2 separate regions of the Homo sapiens genome follow, and region 1 is linked to region 2. Evidence: read pairs that join two places in POLR2A ChIA-PET (ENCODE). Cell type or tissue: Panc1. All regions are shown on one strand. Each heading gives the region's core, and the rest is flanking DNA. Links, peaks and the distances in the headings are about the cores only. Region 1 overlaps GCH1 (GTP cyclohydrolase 1). Region 2 overlaps SAMD4A (sterile alpha motif domain containing 4A).

Region 1 (5,375 bases), core at 209-5,208, 220 kb after region 2:
CTCGCCTTTCTGGTCTCAGTTTACTACTCTGAATATTTCTGGTAGACCAAAATTAGAGCCTTAGAAACTGTCTAAGGAATCAAAACAGTGTATTCAAGGAGTCATTTTTAAAAACACACACACACTTGCCAAATTTAGTTTTTTAACTGGATAATTTTGTATATCTTTCACAATCCAGCTGTTAAACCGAAAATGGAATTTACGAAACAGATGGTGATAACAAGGTCTAGTTCACAGCAGTTCTACAGAAAAAAAAAACACACCAATCTGATTAAACTATCCATTTGCTTCAAAAGCCTCTAATAGGCTCGTCCCTTATCATCCTACATTCACTTATACCACGAGATTTCATACAGATGGGTGTGATGGAACCATCTGTAATCCCATCCAAGTAAGTACCATCAGAGTGCGCAAGCCACCATCATTAGTGACAGATGAAGAGATAAGGGATCTTCCTTCGCAACAGGGGTTCCCAAATACAGCCAATCAACAGGGAGTTTTGGAAAATATAGCGTCCCAAGCTACCCAGCAAAAATCTCATTTACTATGTGTAGGGATGGACCCAGGATAAGTCGTTTTAAAATCTATGTGATTCTGGTGACTGGCTGGGGTGGGAGCACACAGGCTTGAGAGCTGAGGGTACATGAGGGTTGAAAACAGACCCACTGCTGGCCGGGCGCGGTGGTTCACGCCTGTAATCTCAGCACTTTGGGAGGATGAGGCAGGTGGATCACGAGGTCAGGAATTCGAGACCAGCCTGGCCAACATGGTGAAACCCCATCTCTACTAAAAGTCCAAAAATTAGCCGGGCACGGTGGCGCGTGCCTGTAATCCCAGCTATTCGGTAGGCTGAGGCAGATGAATTGCTTGAACCCGAGAAGCGGAGTTTGCAATGAGCAGAGATTGCGCCGCTGCGCTCTAGCCTGGGCGACAGAGTGAGACTCCGACTCAAAAAAAAAAAAAAAAAAAAAAAAAAAGCCCGGTGCGGTGGCTCACGCCTGTAATCCCAGCACTTTGGGAGGCCGAGGCAGGTGGATCACGAGGTCAGGAAATCGTGACCATCCTGGCTAAGACGGACAAAGTCCGTCTCTACTAAAAATACAAAAAATTAGCTGGGCGTGGTGGCAGGCGCCTGTAGTCCCAGCTACTCGGGAGGCTGAGGCAGGAGAATGGAGTGAACCCAGGAGGTGGAGCTTGCAGTGAGCCGAGATCACGCCACTGCACTCCAGCCTGGGAGACAGAGCAAGATTCTGTCTCAAAAAAATAAATAAATAAAAAGAAAAGAGAGAAAACAGACCCACTGCTGGCCCAAATTTGCTGTTCAGCAAGGCCAAACAGTGGGCAATTCTTCACTGTAACCCTCACTACAGTCACCACGTCATTCCTGTGGAACACTATGAGGCCTGGGGCAGGGGTGGGGTGGAGGCAGAGACAAGGAGGAAACTGGAGCCAACTCCACCTAAAGAAGGTGAGGCAGGAAGGACCCAGGTAGAGAACCTCTACGTGGTTCTTTTTGCTGGAGCAAAGTTTAAAAATTTGTGAGGACCTCACATCAGAAAGTTGTACCCACATTCTAGAAAAATATCCCCCACTTAAGAAACCAGTTGCATCCTACAACCAACTCATTAGAAATCAATGTCTAGGGTAATACAATAAAGTTTTCATAGTTCTGAGCTGAAAACAAATCTATCAAACCATGACCTCAAGCAACTTGAGATCTGCAGAAATAAGAGGCCTAGGTGTAAAAATATTTGGAGAATGACTAGAGGTTAAATTGTAAAACTGATAGTTCACATAAATGAAAACTTGTGGGCTGAGACAAAACAATATGATTGTATTGAAGATTAAAATTTTACCCAGGCCTAAAGGTCGAGTAGGAGGAAAGGTGGAGGGAGGGTTTCCTAGAAAGGGAAAGGAAGAAAAGTACCATATAAAATAAGATATGGAAGTGGGAAACAGCAAAAGGAAAAAAGCCTGTGTAGGTCTATGCATGGAACAGAAACAAAATTCCCTTCTCTTTTAGAGCATTGTTTTCTTTTTTTCTTTTTTTGTAAGATTACACAGTAGGCCGGGCGCAGTGGCTCACGCCTATAATCCCAGCACTTTGGGAGGCCAAGGCAGGCGTATCATTTGAGGTCAGGAGTTCGAGACCAGCCTGGCCAACATGGTGAAACCCCATCTCTACTAAAAATACAAAAATTAGCCGGGCGTAGTGGCGGGTGCCTGAAATCCCAGCTACTTGGGAGGCTGAGGCAGGAGAATCGCTTGAACCCAGAAGACAGAGGTTGCAGTGAGCCAAGACCACACCATTGCACTCCAGCCTGGGCAACAAGAGTGAAACTCTGTCTCAAAACAACAACAACAACAACAACAACAACAAAAAAAAAGATTACACAGTAATTTATTGAGAGCCTCCTCTCCCTGCCTTGCAGTTGCTTGGAGATTTTGTACGCTAGCCCCAGGAAGGTGGCTGGGGGCAGTGGTGCAACACACTGCTCAATGAGACCCATAAGGTGGCTGTAACCATCTTCCACATACCAAGAACATGGTCAGCAGATCCAGCTCCTCATATAGTGCCTCCTCCCTGTAATTCTTCTGCATGATCTGGTGCTGTTCCGGTGTGGCCCATTGCAGACACTGAACCACCAGTCAGCTGCATTTGTTGTCATCTGTTGTCCTGGATGTCAGTACAAACTCTGCCAGTGGTGACAGTAGGGTCCCCAAAGAGGTCAAGGTAATCATCCTGAATCTGAAAGAACTCCTAACTCCAGCAGGATCTTCCTGTCATTGGCCCATTCCTTCCCCACACTGACGCCTGCCATAGACATGGCTGCAGCTTCAGGATGGTAGAAGAAGTAGAAAGCTGTCTTATACTTGACAGTGATTTGTACCTCTTTTCAGTGAACCAGTCAAGATCCACATTGCTCTGGGGGGCTGTGATGGGGTCCAGGGTCTGCCTGATCTCTGTCTAATAGGAACTCCACAGGAAGTGCTTTTTCAGGTTCAGGTAATGGGGTTGCTCTCAGCAACAGAGCTTCAACAGGTGATAGATAGATGCTTCTAGAAGCATAGCATCATTGATGGCATCCAAACCTACACCTGGCTTCTGATACAAGCAGATCTGCCCCCAGCAAGGTGAGGGATGAATCCCTGATGTCATCTGCCACCAGGAAGAAAGCTTGCAGCACAAGGTGCAGTGGCTCACACCTGTAATCCCAGCACTTTGGGAGGCCAAGGCAGGGGGATTACCTGAGGTCAGGAGTTCGAGGCCAGCCTGGCCAACATGGCGAAACCCCGTCTCCACCAAAAATACAAAACTTAGCTGGGTGCGGTGGAATGCGCCTGTAGTCCTGGCTACTCAGGGGGCTGAGGCACAAGAATTACTTGAACCCAGGAGGTGGAAGTTGCAATGAGCTGAGATTGTGCCACTGCACTCCATCCTGGGCGGCAGAGCTAGGCTCCATCTCAAAAAACAAACAACAACAACAACAAAAAAAAACGGGCAAGCTTACAGCAGTTCACACAACAGCCCAGACAGGACCTGCTGGAGACTATCAGCATCCTGTTTCCTGGGCTCTGCCAGCTCCTGGAATGCTACCAGCATCATCAAACCCTAGTGGTACTTGTCTCCAGTGGCAGTGTACTCCAGGACCTCTTTGAGCCAGGTAATAGACTCTCCTGTCTCTGGGTGCCCCATCTCATCCTCAGTCAGCATCCTGACAACCTGGGAGAAGTCCTGGATAAAATTCTGCTTTTCTTGGGCATACATATCTGGATTTCTGGTCTCCATTCATTTTGTTCCTGGATGTGAGTTCCTGCTTGGACAGCATTTTTCAAATTAAATTTTACATTTAGTTTGTGATTTCTTTCAAGCCCTACCACAACTCGCATTAGTCAAAACCAGTTATAGGCCGGGCGCGGTGGCTCATGCCTGTAATCCCCGCACTTTGGGAGGCCGAGGCCGGTGGATCACGAGGTCAGGAGATTGAGACCATCCTGGCTAACACAGTGAAACCCCGTCTCTACTAAAAATACAAAAAATTAGCCGGGCGCGGTGGTGGGTGCCTGTAGTCCCAGCTGCTCGGGGGGCTGAGGCAGGAGAATGGCGTGAACCCGGGAAGCGGAGCTTGCAGTGAGCCGAGATCGCGCCACTGCACTCTAGCCTGGGTGACAGAGTGAAACTGTCTCAAAAAACAAAACAAAACAAAAAAAACACCAGTTATTGTCCCGACTTTACAGATGAGGACACAGATACTGTCATTTGGAAACACTAGCTGACTGCTGAAGAAGAGCCAACCAGCCGGTGGGAGAGCTAGATTTTGACCCATCTTCTGACTCCAGACCAGAGCCTTAATCTTGGGCTGAACTCAACCTACTAGAAGTGTGGACTGAAGGGGAGAGGTCCCCTTCAGGAAACACGCATCAGGGGTTATTGTAGGTTGAAGTCTGCCATGTGGTGACAAGGCCCAGAGCTGATGACAGCAAAAGACAGCAAATCTGATTTTTTAAAAGAAAAGTAAAATCCATTATAAACTGTCAGCCAGGAGAGCAGAGCAGAAAGAGTGGCCTAATGCCCAGAGACTGCCAGAACCAAAGTGGTGCGCATCAGTCACAAAATACTGTTTCACCAACTATTTATTTGGCTTATTTGAGGGAAAATTCAGAAATGTAATGCTATGTTGACCTTTTCTTTTTGAAATCAAACTGGAAGAATTTCAGGGGAAAGGAAAATCCCATTAAATCTTCAAACTAATAAAACATTTTTTAAAAAGGAACTTCTCTAGAGAAGCTTATCCTAGAAAACCAGTGAAACAGGGCTTTTAAAAACCAATTAGAAGTCTTTAAATCTTCAAGATCCAAATACTTAGTGTCTCCCAGTTGTGACAGTGCATGAAGTACAGAGCATTCCTGCTAAAAATGTTTTCCAGGAATTTAGTGAGGTCTTTAGACCTGACTTGCAGTTACCAGGAATATGAGAAATATAGAAGTTAAATGAAAACAAACAAACAAAAATCATACAAATCATAAAGGTAGAGTATCTTACAGGACAACTGACCTCTCTGATAAAGCAGTGGCAGGGGTTGGGGGCGGTAGGCGCTATTCCAGATTAAAACGTAATAATCAAATGCAAATGTATGGACCTTGAGTGGATCCTTGTTGGAAAAAATCATTAGTAAAAGACATTTGAGACACCTGAGGAAATGTGAATATATATTAGGTATTAGATGATATGAAGGAATGAATAGCTAATTTTACTAAGGGTGGTGTAAATCATTAAGAAAAACGCTTTTTAGGGTGACATTTCACCTCTAAATACATGTCTCTGATTTACTATCAGTAAACGAATAAACTACGCCAATATGGCAGAATGTTAG
Region 2 (5,375 bases), core at 233-5,232:
CAGTTGGCCCTGCAGAACCCACCTATAGGAAAAGTCGGCCCTCCATATGTGTGGATTTCATGTCCTGCAAACACGGTATTTTCAATCTGTGTTTGGTTGAATAAATCCGAGTATAAGTGGCCCTGCGCATTTCAAACCCTTGTTCAAGAGTCAACTGTAATTGTTTTTGCTTATCCTGGCCATTCTCCTGCTAACCAATTTATATTATTATTTTGATTATAATTGTATTAGCTCCCATTCTGAGCCAGATGCCATCAGCTTATAAATAGCATGTATTGTCAGAGACACTTAACTGAGAAGACAAATGATTCCCATTTAGGATGGGAATTTTTGTGCAATTGACAGGGAGCATTAACCCTTTGATTACCATAAGCCTATAGACACATAGGTACCCCCAAATGTTGGAGGAATGGCACAAGCTAGCAAACCAAACACTGTCAAATCATGGGAGCTTAAGACCCTGGAAGAAAGTGCCCAGGAGATGGACTCTTAGTTTTAAGAAAAGTTAAATAAGTGTAACATTTTTGGTGGTCCTTTTCTTCACTTGAGCAGAATGACAATATTTTACTAGTCCACCAAGAAAGAAATCGAGATTTAAACCAACTTCTCACCTTTTGTGCAAGGCCTAACCTCAGTAGCTATTAAAAATAAATGGGATTTAAATAGATGCAGAAGCACCTATTTAATTTTTAATTTCACGCTCTTGTATTTTGCAGAGCAATTTTAGGTCAGCTTGTGAGGGCTGGTTGAGGGGAAAACAGCCCTAAGAGACAGCTGGGAGAGAAACAGGTTTTCAAGTGCAAGACAAAGTCGTTAGCTCAGGGTTCAGCTGTTACCAACTCTGCAAGTGACCTCAGCTCAATATCCTTATCTTGAAAATGGAAATGATAATGCTTACTGTGTCTTTATGAGATGTGATGGTATCCATGATTGGTGGCTTTGAGCTGAAAGTTTGAGGGTGGAACTTCTCTTTTCTTCCCTAGGGGTCTCCATGTTTGTAGGTCAAAGTTCCAGGTACAGGGAAGGCATTGGCTTTGCTCTGTCCTGTGTCTGTGCCTTTGTTACACATGGTGACCAGGACAGTCAGCCACAGTGTCCAGTTACCCTGGGTCATCTCATTGAAGAGCCAAGGAGAGGCAAATGTCATTCTTCCACATCCTGCTATTCACCTGGGATCACCAGCCTCTCTGTTGCCTTCTCCCTGTCACCCAGGGCGAGTGACTTGTGGGGACGGCTCTGTGGAACCCTTCTCTCTCTTGCTGTCATGTGCAATTTGTTTCACCAGTAACTCAGGTGGATAGTAATTTTTCAATCACAGCTTATCTCACACCCTTTACTTTATTTTCTGGGTCCTGCTTACTGAGTCTTTACCACACACCATGCATTCATGCTTAGCCTTTGCTTATGTTGTCTTCTTTTTAAATGGAGAGAACTGTGGACAAGAGAGGTTACGTGAGCGCCCCAGACTGGACAGCTGTTCAGTGGTGGGCCTGCCTGCCTCGGGAGCCCTGAGGGCCTCACCCTCTGTTTCTCATGCCTTCCTGGCACAGTTGTCTTCCAGCTGTTCTCTCCACCCCGGCCCTCCCGCAGGCTGCCACCAGATGCATCTCCACACACTGCCGTTCTGATCGGATTTCCGCCTCAAAAACTGCCCATTGTTTTATAACACACCAGCCCTCTACAAGTTGACCTTGTGAGTTTTTGTCCCTCCTGCTTTCCCAAAACCAGTTCTCAGATACAGCCCCATGTTCTGTGGCCTAGTTCCTACATACAACTTGTGCCTTTGCACAGTACCTTTCCTCTACTTGAAACAGCCTCTCTTCACCTCCATCTCCCAATCTCCAAGCCATCCTCGAGGGCCGAGCACAAATTCTGGGTCTCTGATGCCTTCTAGGACTGGCCCAACTCGAAGCCATTTCTCTCCCCTTGGAGTTTAGGGGGTACTTATCATAGAATCGCTCAGATGGCATGATATGTGAGGCCTGGCAGTGAACTTATTTTCTATTTGTCAAGATCCCCTAAAAGGATCTTGGAGTTTACAGGTGAGAAAGCCACAGAGGGGTTAATGACAGTATTGGGACCAGCGTCCAGTTTCCCCAAATGCCAGACTGGTGATTTTTTCTACTGTAGCTTTCTATCTCTGTCCTTACTTGGGCAAAGACTACATCCTGTCTGTATTTATTTGTATTAGCTAGTGGATATTCAATAAACATTTGTAGAAACCAAGGAAAAGAAAGAAGATAGGAAGGAAAAAAAATGCTAGTTAACACCTATGTGGCACTTACTGTTTTAATTTAATCCCCCTTCTGGTTTTCTTCCTATAACATCCTTATGACATAGATACTATTCTCATCATCTCTATTTTACAGGTGAGGAGACCGAGGCAAGAGAGGTTAAGTAACTTGCCTAAAGTCACAAAGCTGGTGAGTGACACAGTTGGGTGTGAAGCCAGGGAGTCTGACTCCTGAGTCCATGTTCTTCTCTCTCCACCATATCACTCTGCAGGGTCAAGAAGGAATGACAGACAGGGAACTCTGAAATGTTCACAAAGAAGGCTGAACCTCCAATCAGTGCCCGAGGCCATAGAGCAGAGGACATTTAGGTTAGGCTACCATGCTTTATCTTCCTTTAATTTAAATTGAGGAGAAATACCACCATTAAGCCATTCGTGGGAGAAGGAGGCGCAGCCACAGGGCTGTGGAGTCAGTAGCTACAGCTTGGATCATCATGAAGCTCTCTGAACCCTTGACCCACATTTTCTCCCTTACATCCTACTCATTAGAGGAGACACAGCTAAGGTACTGTTCAGTGGTTCACATGCCCCAGCCTGGAGCCCGTTAGAGAAGGGGAAGCTGCTGCTGTCCTCCTTGGAGGCTCTCCCTGAGCACCTGCTTTCCACGGAATGCTCAGGAAAGAAAAAAGTCACAGGGTTGAAATGTGTACCGAATGTGTCAAGTTTGGCTGAAACAAGCTGATAAAGAATATTTAAGGAGAGCTTTATTTTTAGAAGCAACGCTTCTTTCTTTTTTTTTTTTTTTTTTTTTTAGAGAGAGACAGGATCGCACTCTGTTGCCCAGGCTGGCTGGAGTGCAGTGGTGCGATCATCGCTCACTGCAGCCCTGAACTCCTAGGCTCAAGCAGTCCTCCTGCCTCAGCCTCCCAAGTAGCTAGGACCACAGGCGTGCACCACTACGCCCGGCTAGCACTCCTTTCTTTAGTCCACTGTTGGTGTTGGTTTTTAACTAGGCCCCCACTAGGTATTGCTGTTCCTGCCTATAATTAGCACCTCTTTTCTCTCACACACAGAAAAGTCTGTCTTAAACATATTGTGAGCTTCAGAGCATGTTAAAGAAAGTTGTCTGTCGCTTAGTAGCATGGAAAGATGACGTTGCCAGCATGCAGGGAACGCTTTGCACCAAGAATCCCGGAGTGAATCGAATAATATTCCAGATTCTATGAATCAGAGCTGAATCATGTTTAAGTGTATGCTGCGTTTTGAGGGATTCCCTTCTGCCCCCCCAGCCCCCTGGGGTGAAAAGCACTGCTTTTCCTGTGTAAAGAAAAAACGTTCACACCCAGACCAGTGAAATGTTTTTGTGGCCACGTTGTGAACGCACTGAGTGTTTGTTGTGGCCCAACTAAGACAACTTTATAGATTAATGAAGAGTGATGTATCCTTTCTTCCGAACAGAACATTTAGTTCTCGCTCTGCCTGTCTGACCCCAAGCAAGTCTGTCTGGCCCCATCCCTCATTCCCCGCCCCCATCTGCACCACCCTCTTGTAAATCTCTTAGTACATTTTTGTGATCGCCGTCCAGTCTGTTCCTAGGCATTAAGGACTCTCTGAGCTTTGTGAAAGTAGGTTACCGTTCATCTGGTTTCTTGGAAGAAATGTGCATGTGTAAGGGTAGCTTTTCACATAAAAGACCAAAACCACGAAATCCAGGAAGCCAAGAATGAATGGGCCCAGGTGACTTGCCTTTCTTAACTCTTACAGAAAGCGAAGCTCCTTCAGGGCTAAGAAAGGCATTGCTGTGTAGAGGACGGAGCCAGACGAAGCCTGGGGGAGGCAGAACTGGGTTCAAGCCTCAGCATTATGTTTTACCAGCTTTTGACCTCGGCCAAATGACTTAACTTTTCTGAATCACAATTCCCATCTGTAAAATAAGGATAATAAAGCCTGGCTTGTAGGCTTATTGAAAGAATTACAAATATAGGATATAAAGTGCCTAGCACGTGGTATGTGATTGATGGTAGCTGTTGTTATTGCTGCAATTGTTGTCTTCATATCATTGTTACCACCTCTACAAGTAGCTCTTGTATGTGGAGGGAACAGAGGAGAACTTAACTGCTGTTGCCTCCCATGCTCATAAGACATAGCTTTGACCTTCAAGACTACCTGCATTCCTTACCAATAGCAGCTAAAATTGCTCCTAAAACAACAAAAGTAAATATAAACATTGCAGCCACATAGAGATGAACACAAAGAAGGAAGTGTTCCTCATTCCAGCAGGAGATCCCTTAGCTGAGTGAATTCTTTTTCCCCTCCTTCCACCGATAAATATTGACAGGCACCCACCGAGGATGTGCAGAGCTCAGGCGTGGCTGAGGGGACCCAAGTTGAATCAGACATGGATTCTGTCTTCAAGAAGCTTACCATCTGCCAGGAAAGATGAAAAATGAAAGATAAGTGTGGCGAAAGTGAGGCAGAAAATGGTTAGATCGTAAGAGAAAGATCACTGAAGGGCTCTGGAACTTGGAAGGAAAAAGTAATTTTAGCTGGAGTTGGGACATGGGAGTTTTATGGAAGAGGCAGCCCAGCCCAGCAGCATCACTGTTAGGGACACAGATTCTGGGGTTTGAACCTTGGCTTTACTACTTATTTGTTGTGGCTTCTTGTGCAAGCTAGGTCCCATCTCCATGCTTCTGCTTCCTCATCTTTGAAATCTGGATAATAATAGTACCTAGGGGTGTTGTAAGGATTAAGTGAGATATGGAAAGTGCTTAGAACAGCACCTAGTGAGTGCAATGGGAGTGATTGTTAAATGAGTTTGTCAAAGGACAGGTATAGATTTGGCCTTCAAGGAGAGGTGGGCAGTGTTTGTCCAGGAGGAAGCACAGCCAAGGCAGAGGCTGGGCTGAGTGAGGCACAGGGTTAGAGAAGGTGAGAGGTGCAGAGGGCAGCTTGGGACAAGTGTCAGGCCTAGAATCTTGGACTTTACTGAACACGTGGAACGAACTCAGTCTTCCAGAATTCTGTAGTGGGTGTGTGTGAAGCCTGAATCTGAACCTGTCTCAGAGTAGGTTTCTACATCTCAGTGCCAGTGAATGTGGCAATGAACCAGCTGCCAGCAGGCATGAAATCAAAGCTTGGA

The links. Peaks named below come from ENCODE experiments on the same cell type or tissue, not always from the same donor. Only the 100,000 strongest peaks of a DNase experiment are listed, where the experiment ranks them.
Region 1: POLR2A ChIA-PET joins it to region 2 with 7 read pairs; 2 of 35 experiments call an interaction of 5 or more read pairs at or near these places.

What each region holds. Positions count from the first base shown.
Region 1 is chr14:54,882,422-54,887,796 of GRCh38, forward strand. All of the region lies in intron 1 of GCH1 (GTP cyclohydrolase 1), which reads right to left. It also overlaps the pseudogene FDPSP3. Among named protein-coding and RNA genes, the nearest start is that of MIR4308, 6.9 kb to the left of the region's middle. In Panc1, for the core only: no CTCF peak of the experiment used is centred there; no DNase peak of the experiment used is centred there.
Region 2 is chr14:54,666,423-54,671,797 of GRCh38, forward strand. The region is part of intron 2 of SAMD4A (sterile alpha motif domain containing 4A); the gene reads left to right. LOC112268133 (a long non-coding RNA gene) reads left to right here. Exons shown (of 2, transcript XR_002957606.2): 2 at 1-2,232. Among named protein-coding and RNA genes, the nearest start is that of SAMD4A-AS1, 19 kb to the right of the region's middle. In Panc1, for the core only: no CTCF peak of the experiment used is centred there; no DNase peak of the experiment used is centred there; H3K27ac peaks cover 462 bases.